Linked DNA regions of Homo sapiens: all the other regions are linked to region 3. The links are chromatin contacts, found by Hi-C or POLR2A ChIA-PET in ENCODE. All regions are on one chromosome and are shown on one strand. The core of a region is the stretch at or near the end of the contact, and the rest is flanking DNA. Distances in the headings are between cores, read along the strand shown. Region 1 holds the start of GATD1 (glutamine amidotransferase class 1 domain containing 1). Region 2 holds the start of PANO1 (proapoptotic nucleolar protein 1). Region 3 holds the start of SIRT3 (sirtuin 3).

Region 1 (3,138 bases), core at 220-2,719, 540 kb before region 3:
GGCCAGGGGGAGCCAGAGGCCAGTGGCTTTTTTTTTTTTTTGAGAAGGAGTCTCAATCTGTCGCCCAGGCTGGAGTGCAGTGGCGCAATCTTGGTTCATTGCAACCTCTGCCCCCGCTGGGTTCACGTGATTCTCCCGCCTCAGCCTCCCAAGTAGCTTGGATGACAGGTGCTGCCACTGCTAATTTTTGTATTTTTCTTAGTAGAGACGGGGTTTCACCATCTTGGCCAGGCTGGTCTTGAACTCCTGACCTCGTGATCCACCCGCCTGGGCCTCCCAAAGTGTTGGGATAACAAGCGTGAGCCACCGCGCCCGGCGGAGGCCAGTGGTTTTCAGGGGGTGTGACCCACAGAATTCCTCACCTTGGCTGTTCCCAACCATGACGGTTCCCCTGGTTGGAGCAGAGGCTTGGTGGGACCTTCATACTGGCAGCAGGGGGCCAGGGACCTGGGCGGCCCGCTCGCCTGCTGGCTCTGTCTCAAGCGCCCTTTTGGCCTCAAAGGGTGCCTGCCTGTCTGCCAACCACTCCACGTGGTCTCACCCCCTCCAACTACAGTCTAAGGAAAAACTGCTTCAGGCCAGGCGCGGTGGCTCACGCCTGTAGTCCTCGCACTTTGGGAGGCCAAGGCAGGCAGATCGCTTTAGATCAGGAGTTCGAGACCAGCTTGGACAACACAGTGAGACCCCCTCTCTACCCAAAACACAAAAAAATTAGCTGGGCGTGGTGGAGTGTGCACCTGGGGTCCCGGTTGCTCAACAGGCTGAGGTGGGAGGATCGCTTGAACACGGTAGGCAGACGCTGTAGTGAGCCGAGATCACGCCACTGCACTCCAGAGGCCCTGTCTCAAAAAAAAAAAAAAAAAAAGAAAAACTGCTTCAATTCTCCTCACCAAAGCCAGCACGCCCGAGGTGTCCCCATCTCAGGAAGTGACACTCCGTCCTCCCAGGAGCTCAGCCCGACGCCCCACAACCCTGCAGGCCTCCCCGCGACGCCCCCGTCCTGGGCCGGCGGAGCCCACCCCGCCTCCTGGACCCCGCCGTCCCCCTCCTAGTCTCCGGGGACACCCGGAGCTTCTGACCCCGCAGCCCCCCGGTCTCCCCTGCTCCTCGGGTGTGGCCACCGGAACACCACGGGCACCTTCGCGCCCCGACACCGCCGCCTGGCTCTGCTGATGCCCGCGCCCCCACCCCAGGCCAAGAGCCCTACCCCGCGCGCGCTCAGACTGCGCATGCGGCCGGGGAGGACCCTCGCGACCCTACCTATTGGCCCCTGCCAGGCTCGGATGCCGAACCCGCCGGGGCCAAAGCAGGCGCGACCTGCGACCGCCCGGGCGCGCGGAGCGGCGGGCAGCCCAGCCGACCCGGACCGGGTACGAACGCGCAGGCGCCCAGTCCCACCCGGCTCCGCCCCCGGCCGCCAGGGCACGTGACCCGCGAACTCCCGGGCGCGCCCAGACGCCGCGCACGCGCAGACCCAGCGCCGAGCCCGAGCCATGGCGTCCGAGCGGCTCCCTAACAGGCCCGCCTGTCTGCTCGTGGCCAGCGGCGCCGCCGAAGGTGAGGCCCGGCGGCCGGGGCCAGTGTCCGAAGAGCGTCCGCGAGGGGGCTGCCCGGGGCGGGAGGTTCGGGACACGGTGGGCGCGCGTCACGTGGCGCCGGAGGCCGAGGCCGCTGGGGGCGCCGGGCAGGGGCCGGGGGAGGGCGGAGCGGGGTCGGTGTCGGGATGGAGCTCGGGGCGGGGACGGGGGCGGGGGTGGGGTCGCGGGTTGGTGGGATGGAGCTCGGGGCGGGGTCGGGGGGTCGTGATGGATCCCGGCGCCGCGTCGCTCCTCCGAGTCTCGTCTGCCCGGCGAGGCGGCCCGGGCCCGACGTTTCTAGCGGAGGGAGCCGCGTGCCTGGGCCTGGTCTCTGAGGCCGCTGCGCTGCGAGAGGGGAGCCCGGGTGTGGGGAGGGGCCATTCCGGGAGTTGACCCAGCTCTGAGGTCGGGCGGCCGCGGGGACCCTGACCTTCTGAGCCACCGGCTTCTGAGGAGACCCGGAGCCCCCTCCTGGAGAAGGCGCCCCGCGGCCCCCGTCCTGGGGCAAGGGTACCAGGGCAGTACTGGCCTGGGGCTCACGCGGGTCGGAGCGCAGCGGGGTGCGTCCCCTGGCGCTGAGCCTGCAGGGTCTCAGGGCAGCAGGGGAGGGATGAGCAGCGGAGCACGAGGGTGCCTGGCCTTGTTCTGAGCCTTTTGGAGAGGGAAGTGAGCAGCCCAAGGTCACCGCACCACGGAGAGGTGGGGGCCGGGGTTGCGACCCAGGGGTCTGCCTCTTGAAGTCTGTAGCTCCTCAAGTGTGGACGGGGAGATGGGGCTGTGGGGTTGTGGCGTCACGATGTGCTGAGCTCCAGGGGTCCTGAGTGATGCCCCCAGACTGCGGGTGGGAGGAGCCTCGAGTGGGGTTCAGTCCTGGGGGGGTGGGTTGGGGCTTGTTTCCAGAGCAGGTAGGCGTGAGGAGGTCCGGCATGTTGAGGACGTGGGGTCTTAGCGCCAGCAGGCTGGGGGCAGCACTTCAGGAGGCCGGAAGGGCGGGCAGCTGGGGGAACAGAGCCTGCGGCAGTCTACTGGGCACTTTGTTTTTCCTCGATAAGTGGACATTTTACAGTGAATATGTATTAACTTATATAAGAATGAAGAGTCTGGGCGCAGTGGCTCACGCCTGTAATCCCAGCACTTTGGGAGGCTGAGGCGGGCGGATCACGAGGTCAAGAGATCGAGACCATTCTGGCTAAAACAGTGAAACTCCGTCTCTACTAAAAGTACAAAAATTAGCTGGGCGTGGTGGCACCCTCCTGTAGTCCCAGCTACTCGGGAGGCTGAGGCAGGAGAATTGCTTGAGCCTGGAAGGTGGAGGTTGCAGTGAGCCGAGATCGCACCACTGCACTCCAGCCTGGCGACAGACCGAGACTCCGTCTCAAAAAAAAAAAAAAAAAAAAAAAAAGAATGAAGATAAAAATGAAGCTGAGGGATTGGGCCCCAGAGTTAAAATAAATGTAGAGAGATACAGCTCACGCTACTTTGGAATAAACTTGTAAGTGCTCTCCGGCAGGCAGGGTGGGCGGGGCTGTGTCCTTCCCCTGGTAGGACAGAGGCCCCCAGA
Region 2 (3,080 bases), core at 581-3,080, 560 kb before region 3:
GGCAGGACGTGGCTGAAGAGGTGCGCGCAGTCTTGGAGCTCGGCCGCCGCAAGTACCAGGACAGCATCCGACGCATGGGCTTGGCCCCCAAGGACCCCGCTCTGCCTGGCTCCTCGGCTCCACAGCCCCCAGAGCCTGCCCAGGCCTAGGCCCCACAGACTTTTAGGCTGGCCCAGATATTCCCCAGTGGATGGGCAGAGCCCCCACCTTCAAGTCTCTCCAGTGTGTGGGGACGGGTCCCTGTGAGCAACAAAACTGCACTGTTTCTTTCACCTCAGAGCTTGATTTATTTGTTGGATGGAGAAGCCGTTGGAGGGCGGAGGGTGGTGGGGTAGAGGCCTGGCCCCTGCGGGGAGGGAGGCCTGTGTGCACAGGTGCCCCACATCCTGGTCCTGTCCTCTCCCACTGTGCCTGGGGCCTCCTGTGGGTCCTCATCTTCCTGGGAGGGAGGAGCTGTGCTACAAAGTAACCCACATGGGCTACTTTTTTTTTTTTTTTAAATGGAGTTTCTGTCACCCAGGCTGGAGTGCAGTGGCATGATCTCAGCTCACTGCAACCTCTGCCTCCCAGGTTCAAGCGATTCTGCGTCACCCTCTCAAGTAGCTGGGACTAGGGCACTTGCCACCACGCTGGCTAATTTTTGTATTTTTAGTAGACGGGGTTTCACCATGTTGGCCAGGCTGGTCTCGAACTCCTGACCTTAAGTGATCCGCCTGCCTCGGCCTCCAAAAGTGCTGGGATTGCAGGTGTGAGCCACTGCGCCCAGCCCCAAGTGGGGTGCTTTGGATACAAAGTCGCTGTTCGGCGGGTGGGGTTGTGCCTCCACTTCTCCATTGCGCTGGCCCAGCAGTTCCACGGATCACCTGTGTCTGCCCTGGAGGCCACGCCTCCCCCAGGGCACCCTCATCCACCGGCGCTCTGCCACCTGCCCGCGCCCCGCGGGTCCTTGTGCCTGCAGGGGCCTGAGGCCCGGAAACCAAGAAAGGACCTTGGGGACGCGCGGCCCGGCCTCTGCGCGCAGAACTGCCACCCTGCCCGGGGGAACCCACGGCCAGGGGGCGGGTGGGCGCGTGGCTGTGGCCTGGCTGGGCGCAGTAGCCTCGACGGCCAGGAGGGGGAGCCGAAGCCCGGAGGAGGCCGAGGGCGGAGCGCGCGCGGCGCCGAGCGGACGCGCCTCCCCGCCTAGGTGCTGGCCGAGCGCGGGGCGGGCAGGCGAGCGCGGCGGCGGCGGCGAGCGTGGTGAGTGTCTGCCCGGCGGCTCCCTTCTGCTGCGCCCATCCGAACGCGGCCGGGCTGCGGGGGCGAGAGGTGCTGCGGCGGCCGAGGGAGGTGACAGCTGCCCGAACAACGTGGCCTGGCGGGCGGGAGGGGGGGTCCTGGACCAGCGGATGCTCCGATCCGCGGCTGCTCTGGCGTGAGACGCCGTGCTCGGCCCCGACGGTTCCGGGCGCGCTCCCCGCACATACGTGTCCCCGAGGGTGGGTGTCCGGGGCCCGAGCCCAAGGAAGAAAGGCCGACCCGTGTGGGACGCACACGTGGGAGTTCACCGGACATCTGTGGACACGTGCGTGGCCGGAGTCGCGGTGGCCAGGCGGAGGACGGAGCGGTCGGCTGAGCCCCAGCAGTAGGGCAGGGGCCTGAGCCGGCCTCCGAGCGCAGAGAGCGGCCCCCAACCCGCTTCTCCTTTGTCCTCTGGCCGAGGCATCGCGCAGTTGGAGTCCCCTTCCGGGACCCTCCAGCCAGCAGGATAGAAAGCACCGCCCCAAGAGGACGGGGACAGCGGGAGATTGAATGGGGAGCCGCCGGCCAGACTCGGAGCCTCACCCCCATTGCCTTTCTTGGGGGTAGGAGGAGCCTGGCGGCTTCTTGGGTGGAGGATTTTACCCCTGCAGATTCGGAAGCAGCGGTATCTTCCTGTGGGGTGGTCTCTGCTCTCCTGCTGTCTCCCTGGCTTGCCTGTGGCCTCAGTTCACCTGACTATGAAGGGGGGACAGTGACGGCTCACAGCCCGGGGCCCGGCTGGGGCTGCAGGGTTTCTATAGCAACATCAGTGCAGGGGGAGGGCCCTGGCCAGCTGTCTCATAAACCAGGGGTGGGAACTGCCGAGTGAGGGCAGAGAAAGGCGGGGTTGGCGTTCAGAGGGAACCCCTGCCGGTTCTTCCCCAGGCAGAGCCCCTCACTGTCATCATTCTCCACCCAGAAGCTCCTCTCCGCTGCACTGGGTGACGTGCGGGCCCAGGCCTGCCTCTCCGCCCTGGGATCTCTGGGCCTGCTTCTCTTCTTGGGACGAATGGCCGCTCCCCACCTCGGTCGGCCTGACTTCCAGGATTGCCCCTATCATGCAGGTGTCCTCATCCCAGACTGGAGATAGGCTCCCAGGAGGAAGGGGGTTGCTCAGTCCCTGGAGGGCCAGGGTACACCCCTGGGAGGGACTAGAGTGGAGATGAAGGGCCCAGCGCAGCCCGGAGAGCTGTGGCCAGTCTGCACCCGAAGAGTGGGGCGGCAGGGGTGGGGGGGGCTAGGAGGGATCAGGTAGAAGTTCAGAGGTCAGCTTGTCACCACCACTGGCTGAGGCAGGGAAAGGCAGGTCTGACGGTGAAGCCCTGAGTGGGACGGGTGGTGGGGCAGAGGGCTCTGGGCATGCCAGCTCGTGTGCCCTCTGGACCTGCCAGGTGAGCAGGGCCTGTGGGTGGCAACAGTGGCCTCTGGCACCCAGCTAGCTCTTCCCTGTGGACAGCAGGCCTTTTTTGTGGCCCAGCATGAGGCTTCCCTGACATGCATCTGCCCCTAGCAGACACACATCCCACAGACACGAGTGGGTGTTAGCCCATCTCTGCTCCACAGCACCGGATTCCCTGTCCAGGTACATACAGGGTACCCTGGCCCGGAGAAAGCCTCATTCTCAGAGTACCAGCCCTAGACAGATCCAGGCCAGGAAATGCTATAGGGTTCAACCCACAGGCAGCAGACAGGAACACATGTGTGCTGGGGGTGTGGTGGCCACGCGCTGAGGTCCCTGTCGGTGGGTGGCCTCGCTGTGCCAGGTCAGCCTGAGTCAGACCCACCCCTGCTCATCTCTC
Region 3 (3,063 bases), core at 160-2,659:
TCTAGGGGCAGAAAGCCCATGAGAAATACAATGGAAGGTAAAGACAATGGGACGGCGGAAGTGGTTGCACCCCGTGCAACCAGCTGCAGAATGAATAGGGAAAACAGCAAAGCTGTACTAGCCTCTGGTTTATCAACTCCAGACCATGAGAAAGATAACTGTAGATACAGTTACACTATGACAAGGCTAAGCACGAATCACCAACATGTTTCCCAAAGTGGGTGGTGGCCCTGAAAGTGTGTTTGCTTGTTAGATGGAATCAAGAGCTAAAATCAAAGGCTACTCCTGAACCGTTTTAGTAAGACCCGAGGTAGGAGTTCAGAAGCCTCAGTCTCAGTCCCCCGTTAAGGAAGCAGTGAATCTCAGACCGAAACATCCTGGCTACAGCTCTTGGCCCTCGTGGTCTGTCATCCCTCTTATTCCTCGACCCTGCCACTCAAGGTTCCTCAGCAAACCTTGCCGGCACAGCCGGTCGCTACACGTCCCCGTTTCCCCCCAACTTGGGTCTGGGCGCCCTCAGCCCATCAAGGGTCCGCTCCTCCGCCCGCCTGCCCCCTCCGTCTCCCTCTATCGCCGGGGCCCAGGGCCCGTCTGCTCGGCGCTCACTTCTTCGTGTAGAGCTCCTCCAGACGGTGCCACACAGCGGGCTGCCCGGGCCCGGAGTTCTGGCTCTGCTGTAGGAAGCCCGGTACGTCCTTCATGACAGCAGGAAGACCCCCGGCACAGAAGAACAACCGGGATGTCAGCACCGCGGGGATGGCTGCCGGAAATGCTCACTCACTTCCGGCGCCGAGCGGCGCGGGGCAGGCTGGGAGCGCCGTAGCAGGCCGGGGGCGGGCCCCGCTGGTTGCTCGGTTACAGCGCGTCTCTGCGCTCCGGACAAAACTCTCCGGCGTTTGCAGCCCACTTCCCGCGCACTTGGCTGTGCCATTGAGGCGTCAAAGAGTGTGGGCGCCTGTGGTCGAACCCGCTACGGACTAGCTTTGTGGTGTCAGCCTTTGTGACCCGGAATTGCTCCTGTCAAATGAGGATCTTCCCAGTAGTGTTTTGCGAGGATTAGGTGTAAATATAATGCCTGACCATAGTAAAAGCGCTCAGAAAGTATTAACTATCACCGCCATCCGGGTTGAAAAAGGTGTGAGCGCAGGGTACAGAAATGCTGGCTCCAGGTTTGACCTCCGGGGCGAGAGATGAGACACCAGACTAGGGAACTTCCTCTACTCGCCTCTACGTCTACCTGGGCGCGCCGGAGGCGTCGGCAAGGAGGCGGGGGCGGGGCGCGGAGGCGGGACCGGGGCGCCGGGGGCGGGGGCGGTAGGCGGAGGCGGGGCTGGGGCGCCGGGGGCGGGGGTGGGAGGCGGAGGCGGGGCCGGGGCGCCGGGGGCGGGGCGAGTCCGGAGGACTCCTTGGACTGCGCGGAACATGGCGTTCTGGGGTTGGCGCGCCGCGGCAGCCCTCCGGCTGTGGGGCCGGGTAGTTGAACGGGTCGAGGCCGGGGGAGGCGTGGGGCCGTTTCAGGCCTGCGGCTGTCGGCTGGTGCTTGGCGGCAGGGACGATGTGAGTGCGGGGCTGAGAGGCAGCCATGGGGCCCGCGGTGAGCCCTTGGACCCGGCGCGCCCCTTGCAGAGGCCTCCCAGACCCGAGGTGCCCAGGGCATTCCGGAGGCAGCCGAGGGCAGCAGCTCCCAGTTTCTTCTTTTCGAGGTATTTTGGGCAAGGACAAGCACTTCTTGCGTGTTCGTTGTCGACACCTCGCCCACTCTTTCTCACCTTGCCGTGTTTCCTTTGCGGCATGTCTGGGAGTTTACGTGCGTTCCAACACCGGGGCCTCCGTCTTTATGCTGATCTGTGGACGTCACTTATGGGGGTTTTGTCGTTTATTTCACCATTCCCTCATTGAAATACGTTCTAACCTTTAGTTATTGTGCATCATGCTGTGGTGAATAACCTTGTTGGCACCTCACTGTTTGCATAAATTCCTAGTACTGGGATTGCTAGGTCCAAAAGTATATGCATTTAACGCTTTAATGATCCCTCATAAATGTTGTGCGGTTAATACTCCCACTGGCATGTGATCGTACCCGTCTCCATAGTAATTGCATCTAAGAACTGAGGCTACATAGGAAAAAATCTTAAGGTCCATGGTTGTTAGGTATCAGATGCCCTATAATGGATGAATATTTAAGTAAATAATGGCACATTGACTTGCTGTCTGACACAACTGCTGAAAATGTTGGTGAAAAGTGAGTCTCGAAGTGGTAGCTCACACTTGTAATACCAGCACTTTCGGAGGCTGAGACGGGGATCGCTCGAGGCCAGGAGTTCAAGAGCAGCCTGGGCAACATAACGAGACCCCCATCTCTACCAAAAATTTAAAAATTAGCCGGGCATGGTGGCGCAAGCCTGTTGTCCCAGTTACTCCTGAGACTAAGGCAAGAGGATCCCTTGAGTCCAGGAGTTCAAGGCTGCAGTGAGCTATGATTGAGCCACTGCACTCCAGCCTGGGTGACAGAGCAAGACTCTTATCTACCTGTGGGAAAAAAAAAAGAAAAAAGTTTAATAGATCCTGAAGAGTTGGCCGGGCGCGGTAGCTCACGCCTGTAATCCCAGCACTTTGGGAGGATGAGACGGGTGGATAACGAGGTCAGGAGTTCGAGACCAGCTGGGCCAACATGGTGAAACCCCATTTCTACTGAAATTACAAAAATTAGCCGGGCGTGGTGGCGGGCGCCTGTAATCCTAGCTACTCAGGAGGCGGAGGCAGGAGAATCACTTGAACCCGGAAGGCAGAGGTTGCAGTGAGCCGAGATGGCACCATTGCACTCCAGCCCGGGCGAAAGAGCAAAAACTCCGTCTCAAAAAAAAACAAAGATCCCGAAGAGTCAGTCGTTCATCCAAGAAGCCCTGACTGAGCTCTTATTCTGTGCCAGACTCTGTTCTAGGTGCTATGGATGGAGCAGGGACCAGGACCTACAAACACGTGGAGCGCATTCTAATATCTGTGATACTCTGCAAAACTGTTAAAACAAATCCTTGCGGCCGGGCGCGGTGGCTCACGCCTGTA

Evidence for each region. Hi-C counts contacts between places; a loop is a spot of excess contacts on that map. ChIA-PET counts read pairs that join two places held with the same protein, here RNA polymerase II (POLR2A). Pooled maps may share reads with other maps.
Region 1: a loop to region 3 is called in a pooled map, with 8 times the contacts of the local background. The contact joins the promoter of GATD1 here to the promoter of SIRT3 in region 3. A Hi-C loop is called at or near these places in 6 of 50 pooled maps. POLR2A ChIA-PET finds 5 or more read pairs at or near these places in 2 of 52 experiments (Caco-2 and activated CD8-positive, alpha-beta memory T cell).
Region 2: a map of CD4-positive, alpha-beta T cell shows a loop between it and region 3 (3-fold over the local background). The contact joins the promoter of PANO1 here to the promoter of SIRT3 in region 3. A Hi-C loop is called at or near these places in 2 of 168 maps with a recorded cell type or tissue (CD4-positive, alpha-beta T cell and naive thymus-derived CD4-positive, alpha-beta T cell), 3 of 37 single-sample maps with no recorded cell type and 11 of 50 pooled maps. POLR2A ChIA-PET finds 5 or more read pairs at or near these places in 1 of 52 experiments (naive thymus-derived CD4-positive, alpha-beta T cell).

The regions. Positions count from the first base shown.
Region 1 is chr11:775,818-778,955 of GRCh38, reverse strand. It overlaps GATD1 (glutamine amidotransferase class 1 domain containing 1), which reads left to right and starts at 1,469. Exons shown (of 8, transcript NM_182612.4): 1 at 1,469-1,557. The coding sequence starts at 1,494. It overlaps LOC124900301, which reads right to left and starts at 1,378. Exons shown (of 2, transcript XM_047427954.1): 1 at 1,261-1,378; 2 at 1-839. GATD1-DT (GATD1 divergent transcript) reads right to left here and starts at 1,378. Exons shown (of 2, transcript NR_126343.1): 1 at 1,261-1,378. RefSeq lists silencers at 969-1,068, 1,119-1,828, 1,839-2,048.
Region 2 is chr11:796,376-799,455 of GRCh38, reverse strand. It overlaps PANO1 (proapoptotic nucleolar protein 1), which reads right to left and starts at 1,830. Exons shown (of 1, transcript XM_034751809.2): 1 at 264-1,830. The coding sequence starts at 1,830. The coding sequence ends at 1,183. SLC25A22 (solute carrier family 25 member 22) reads left to right here and starts at 1,175. Exons shown (of 10, transcript NM_001191061.2): 1 at 1,175-1,239. PIDD1 (p53-induced death domain protein 1) reads left to right here. Exons shown (of 16, transcript NM_145886.4): 16 at 1-272. The coding sequence ends at 149. RefSeq lists a silencer at 801-1,460 and enhancers at 1,083-1,599, 1,821-1,990, 2,131-2,190, 2,261-2,330, 2,891-3,030 and 1 more.
Region 3 is chr11:234,688-237,750 of GRCh38, reverse strand. SIRT3 (sirtuin 3) reads left to right here and starts at 1,409. Exons shown (of 7, transcript NM_012239.6): 1 at 1,409-1,703. The coding sequence starts at 1,423. PSMD13 (proteasome 26S subunit, non-ATPase 13) reads right to left here and starts at 775. Exons shown (of 13, transcript NM_002817.4): 1 at 607-775. The coding sequence starts at 701. RefSeq lists enhancers at 524-763, 924-1,113 and a silencer at 1,264-1,343.